Regions from separate parts of the Homo sapiens genome. Here region 2 is linked to region 1. A link is a contact called in ENCODE Hi-C or POLR2A ChIA-PET data. All regions are on one chromosome and are shown on one strand. The core of a region is the stretch at or near the end of the contact, and the rest is flanking DNA. Distances in the headings are between cores, read along the strand shown. Region 1 overlaps NEDD4 (NEDD4 E3 ubiquitin protein ligase). Region 2 has its middle 47 kb from the start of NEDD4.

Region 1 (3,086 bases), core at 245-2,744:
TTTATTCTGCCACTACATAATGTAGTCTTGTGCCAAGGTTTGAAAAAGAGAGAGAGAGAATTAAAAAGAAGAAGAAAAACTACTTTGGGAATTATTTGATAATTATTTTGTTTGTTGTTTAGAAATATTCTCTGGCCATATGTACAATCTTTACACATACTTCTTGCAGTGTGTTTATTGTACTGAGAAGAAATCTTTGTTTTCACTGATCACTGTGCATCATTTGTGCTTACTACCATTTGTTAATGAATAGGAAAAAGACTACTAAAAATCTAACAAACAGATTTTGCTTTTTAAAGGTCTTTTCTTGGCCAGGTACAGTGGCTCACGCCTGTAAGCCCAGCACTTAGGAGACTGAGATTGGAGGATCACTTTAGCCCAGGAGTTCAAGACCAGCCTGGGCAACAGAGTGAGACCCCTGTCTCTATTTAAAAAAAAATTGTTTTTAATTAGCCAGGTGTGGTGGCGCTTGCCTATAGTCCCAGCTACTCAGGGACTGAAGCAGGAGAATCACTTGAGCCCAGGAGTCCAAGTTGCATTGAGCTACGATTGTGCCACTGTATTTAGCCTGGGCAACAAAGTAAGACCTTGTCTCAAAAAAAAAAAAAAAAAAAAAAAGTTCTTTTTGTGAAATACAAAAGAGCAGAAGATATTATCCCAACTTCTGATAGGGCAGTCTAGGCAAGGAAGACAAAGAACATATATAAGATGTTTTGAAATTATTAAAGAAGGATCAGAGTGTTGAAATTATTGTAAGCATCAAGGCTGCTTGCCCGTGAATTAAGGAAGTTTGCAGGAGGATAATCTCAGTAAAGTCTGTAGACTGAAAACTTTCATAAATCCTGAGTTGTTAACAGTGTTTTCAGGCCCACTAATGCTAGTGTTGTTTAATACATAGAAAAAATTGAATATGAAGTTCAGTAGTTTGTAACTTTTAGATTCATTTACCTTTGAAAATGATTAAAACCGGAATCTGGAGCAATAAATCTAACAACCAAATGATGAGCTAAATAGTGACTTCCAACTATGTGCAGTGTGTTGGTAGGCCTTACACTATATGGAAAAACTTAGGAATTATTTTTAACCTTCCTTTTGGAACATTGTGTAAACATTCTTAGATTATACTTAAACTATTAAGTGGGGTAGTTTTATCTGAATCTAAGTCCACTTGAGTTGTGGATTTCACCTCTCATGGATGTGTGTTTTAATTGTGGGGTAATGTCAATGGAAGATCAGGGTTATAATATCATGGCATTTGAATAATAGAAATTCACGTAAAATATTCTAATCTGTCAAACTTTACCAACTGTGTGCAGATTCCACAGCCAAGGATGGGAGTGTGGCTCATGGCCACTAGAGGGCAGGAAAGGTCAGGAACCGGATGTGGAAGCCTGGGGAAAAGTATAGGGGAAAGCTTGGATCACCCCTTCGTAAGGAAGACAACTTGCCACAACTTGAAGCAAACACAATTCAGTCCCTGAGGCAGGAAAGACAGTAAACGATGCAGGAACATAAGCCACAGTCAAGGCCAGGAGGACACATGGGCAGGGAATTAATAAACCAGTCTGGAGCCCAAACCTTACCAGGCTGTCAAACTGCTGGCAGAAAGCTAAATGTAAGGCCAGGTTGAAGAAGGCAGTCAGATTGCAGGGAGTTGAGCAGGTCATTCGACCCTCACTATTATTGCTCCAAGTTGAACATACTGACCCTTTTGAAATGGGCAAAGTGGGACTTTAAGAATCTAGTGATTGAAAAGTCAAAGGAAATCTGATACCATCTTCTTTTGATATTGCAGCATTTCCTGTCACAACTCCTGATTTAGTTTTGTAATGCTAGAACTATTCCTATTTCCTTCTTGGAAAATTCCCTCCACGTCCTAGAGTACTTCCTCAGGTCTAAATAGCTAATGTTTACAAAGGAAGGATTAAGTAAGACGAAGATGACACAGCAGAGTTTTCCATTAAGACATGCCATATCGGCCGGGCGCAGTGGCTCACGCCTGTAATCCCAGCACTTTGGGAGGCCGAGGCGGGCGGATCACGAGGTCAGGAGATCGAGACCATCCTGGGTAACACAGTGAAACCCCATCTCTACAAAAATACAAAAAAATTAGCCAGGCATGGTGGCGGGCACCTATAGTCCCAGCTACTCGGGAGGCTGAGGCAGGAGAATGGCGTGAACCTGGGAGGTGGAGCTTGCAGTGAGCCAAGATTGTGCCACTGCACTCCGGTCTGGGCAACAGAGTGAGACTCCATCTCAAAAAAAGCCATGTCAATAATCATATTTAATATTTTATAAATTGTATATTCATAAATATATACAAATATATTTATAAATTATCATGTTTAATAATTTAGAATTTATCTTTAGGTCTTAAATAGATAAATTATGTTAAAACTATAAAGGTAAGGCACATTGGGCTATAACAAAGAATAAAAGTTTTCCTTAACATTTCTATATACATGAATAGAATTTTATCCTTTTCCTTTGCAGTTTTTACACAGATTTTAATTATATATGCATATTTGTCCACCATGCATGACTGGAGGCTCCATGATACCAGAAATACCCTCCTGAACTTAACCTGGAGCCTGACTCTAGAAGCTAGTCACTAGTATTTGTTGACCTCAAGGAATTTACCGTCTGGTTGGAGTGCAAGAGAACTATAATACAGATATTAAAAACAGATACAAAGGGAAGTAGAATTACAGAGGAGGAAATTAGCAATTTAGTATCATCAGGTAAATTTTTATTAAAATGGCATTGTGGCCAGGTATGGTGCCTCACCCTGTAATCCCAGCATTTTGGGAGGCCAAGGCAGGTGCATCCCTTGAGGCCAGGAGTTCGAGACCAGCCTAACCAACGTGGCAAAACCCCATCTCTACAAAAAAATACAAAAATTAGCCAGGCATACCGGTGCATGTCTCTAATCCCAGGTACTTGGGGAGGCTGAGGCAGGAGAATTGCATGAACCCAGGAGGTGGAGGTTGCAGTGAGCCAAAATCGTGCCATTGCACTCCAGCCTGGGCAACAGAGTGAGACTCTGTCTCAAAATAAATAAAGACAAAAGTGAATAAAATGGCATT
Region 2 (3,086 bases), core at 252-2,751, 140 kb before region 1:
TTAAAGAACCATGACTTTAATCTTTAAAATATTCTACAATTGCAGGAACATGTGAGAGCAAGAGTTGAACTCTGTGTCTCAAAAGTAACAAAAGGTCTCACATTTCATCCCTGGCCAGAAGGAGTTAGAAATGCCTGTTCTGGGCACCTTGCATCCAGGCAGTAAGTTTGAACCATCAATCTGTACTGGATCTGTGTTTCTTCCCTTCATGGTGTGGTTGGGATTGGTGTAGCTGTCAGGTGGAACTGTTACACCAAAATGTCCAGGGCTTAATGGAATCCATCATTAATATGGTCTCAAAGATTTTTACATATTTATAGTTTTCTCCATTCCTACATGATGACAGAATGTGAAGGATGTATTCACTTTTTGTGTCACAGCTAAAGATAATTATCAAGCTAATATATTCCTTGCCTGTTTATTTTTTCTTTAAAGAAAGGGTCTCGATCTGCTGCCCAGGATGGAGTGCAGTAGTACAATCATAGCTCACTGCAGCCTCAAACTCCTGGCTCAAGAGATCCTGCCACCTCAGCCTCTCAAGTAGCTGGGACTATAGGCATGCATCACCACACCCAGCTAATTTTTTTAAATTTTTTGTAGAGATGGGGTCTTGCTATGTCGTTGCCTAAGCTGATCTTGAACTCCTGGCCTCAAGCAATCCTTCTACCTTGGTCTATTTATATAAATATTGGTATTATATCCAGAACAAAATAATGGGGTATAAAAATGATTAAGACTTGACCATTTGCTATTATCTGAAAATAATCTTAACACACTAAATAATAAATAACTATATCCCACTCCTTAAATCCTAAAAAGCAGGGGTAGGGGAATCTTAAGTGGTGACCCTTTTCTGGTAAAACACTAAAAACCATCTTAAAATACTAAGAAAAATCTGAAACAATAGTAGAAAAATAAAAAATTCTACATATAATTTAAAGAAAGTTCTGATATGGAGGTTAAAACTGGATGACAGAGCCATTGACCACACTGAGGTGGCAACATCTTCAGTCACAGCTCACAGCAGTCGTGGGCTTTCCACGAGTGGGACTCCCTGGAAAACTTACACACAATCTGATCACTAAAAGCAAAGATCCTCAGGTATACATCTCAAAGAGAAGAGCCTTACATTTTCTCCTGTGTGACCTAAAGCAATGACATGGGATTTTTGCACCTCAGTTGCCTTATCTGAAAAAAATGGGATGCCTGCCTCCTAGGATTGTTTGACAATTAAGAGTAAAACTCTTAGATGAGTGCACAGCACAGTTTAACTGTTACCAATTAGTATTATTACCTCACACCTAAGGAAAGAAGGAAATAGACAAATGGGAAAAAAAAGGTGGGGGTGGTTAGAATTAGCTAAAGGTGATGCCCTAATCAAACAGCCCAGGGTCTCTCCCTTCTGGTCCTAAATTGTATTTCAATTCAGGAAATTCCAGGATTGCATCAGCCGAATGAGGTAACTGGCTTGTCATCTGAACACTTTGCCAGCACGTGATGCTATTATGTGAGCCCGCTGTTCCAACGTGAGTCACACATGTGAGCTGCAGCCACTTCTGCAGATGGAATAAAGTGTGTCAAGGTACAAGAACTGTACTTTCTCCTTTTTTTCTCACCTTGAACCTGAAAATCATGTGGGATTAATTTCCTAAGTATTTGCTCTACAGTTAACTCCAAATTATCCATGCTAGTGGAGGGAAAGAAAGACACAGATGGACATGAACAGTGACTGCTTCAAAAATGCCTTATAACTTGTGACTTTTGTAGTTAGAATTCTATATTGAGAATTGGTACCTAAATGTTCTGGAAACAAAACTTGAAGCAAAGTAAGTCTTGCTCGCCAGGCACGGTGACTCATGCCTGTAATCCCAGCACTTTGGGATAATGAGGCAGGTGGATGGCCTGAGCCCAGGAGTTCGAGACCATACTGGGCAAAATGGTGAAACCCTATCTCTACCAAAGAGATTTTTTTAAAAATTAGCTAGGCGTGGTGGCACATGCCTGTGGTCCTGGCTATTCAGGAGGCTGAGGTGGGAGGATCACTTGAGCTTGGGAGGTCAGGACTGCAGTGAGCCATGATAGTGCCACTGCACTCCAGCCTGGCCAACAGACTGAGACTGTCTCAAAAAAAATTAAATTAAAAAAATTTAAAATTAAAGTAAGTCTTGCTAGAAGACTGACCCCAGACAAACCAGAAAATTCATCCCAGACTTCATTCCATAACCTAGTACAAAACCATGCTGTTTTTCTCTTCTGAGGCAAGAGGAGCCATAGCATCTGATGGGGGACATTATCAGCCTAACTTGCATGGTTGCATTCTCATGCACTTCATGGGGAGAAGGAAGATAGTTAATCATTCCTGACAGCTGAATATAATTGTGACTAGAGCCTCAGTCTCTTTATCATTCTGAAGGTGGTATGCAATAGAAAGAAATAACAAAGAAAATGATGATATCACCTGAGAGTTTAAGTTATTTTTTAAAATTCATGAATAGTATAGTTTATGCAATACGTAGAAATCAGCTCTTCAGTAGACTGACCCTGGGAAAACTGGTTGGAGTTTTTTTGTTTTGTTTTGTTTACAAGGGTGGAGACAGCAAGGAAGGAAGGGAGAGAGAAATATCAGACTTACAATCAATGATACACACACACACACACACACACACACACACACACACACCAGTTTTATTGAGTTGTAATTACTTTTTGAGACAGGGCTGGAGTGCAGTGGCATGATTACAGCTCACTGCAGCCTTGAACTCCTGTTCTTAAGCAATCCTCCTGCCTCAGCCTGCAAAGTGCTGGAATTATAGGCATGAGCCACCATGCCTGGAGAGCTGTAATATTTTTTAGTGAACTCTACTATGTGGTAAAACTCTAAATCATGATTTTCAGTAAAGCCCACTGAAGCCAGTTCACCTACGAGATACTTTCTACAAAGTTTAACTCTTCAAGTATGCACACACTTTTTTAATGTATGAATTTAGAAATGATTGCCTAAACATTTTGTTTCTAAAATACAAGATGATGCACATATTCCATTTCATTATTTCTTTCTGCAGAACATAAATTCATGGTGAACGGAA

Evidence for each region. Hi-C counts contacts between places; a loop is a spot of excess contacts on that map. ChIA-PET counts read pairs that join two places held with the same protein, here RNA polymerase II (POLR2A). Pooled maps may share reads with other maps.
Region 2: a map of heart left ventricle shows a loop between it and region 1 (2.9-fold over the local background). The contact joins two enhancer-like sites. A Hi-C loop is called at or near these places in 9 of 168 maps with a recorded cell type or tissue (Caco-2, GM12878, HCT116 and 5 more), 2 of 37 single-sample maps with no recorded cell type and 24 of 50 pooled maps. POLR2A ChIA-PET finds 5 or more read pairs at or near these places in 4 of 52 experiments (BJ, MCF 10A, PC-9 and 1 more).

The regions. Positions count from the first base shown.
Region 1 is chr15:55,896,164-55,899,249 of GRCh38, reverse strand. All of the region lies in intron 5 of NEDD4 (NEDD4 E3 ubiquitin protein ligase), which reads left to right. Among named protein-coding and RNA genes, the nearest start is that of NEDD4, 96 kb to the left of the region's middle. Within about 2 kb of position 1,494, at least 16 of the 41 ENCODE cell types and tissues checked have a DNase peak (open chromatin) inside an H3K27ac peak, as active enhancers do; they include endothelial cell of umbilical vein and mammary epithelial cell, where a contact is called at or near this core.
Region 2 is chr15:56,039,071-56,042,156 of GRCh38, reverse strand. No RefSeq gene overlaps it. Among named protein-coding and RNA genes, the nearest start is that of NEDD4, 47 kb to the right of the region's middle. RefSeq lists an enhancer at 792-1,991. Within about 2 kb of position 1,501, at least 11 of the 41 ENCODE cell types and tissues checked have a DNase peak (open chromatin) inside an H3K27ac peak, as active enhancers do; they include endothelial cell of umbilical vein and mammary epithelial cell, where a contact is called at or near this core.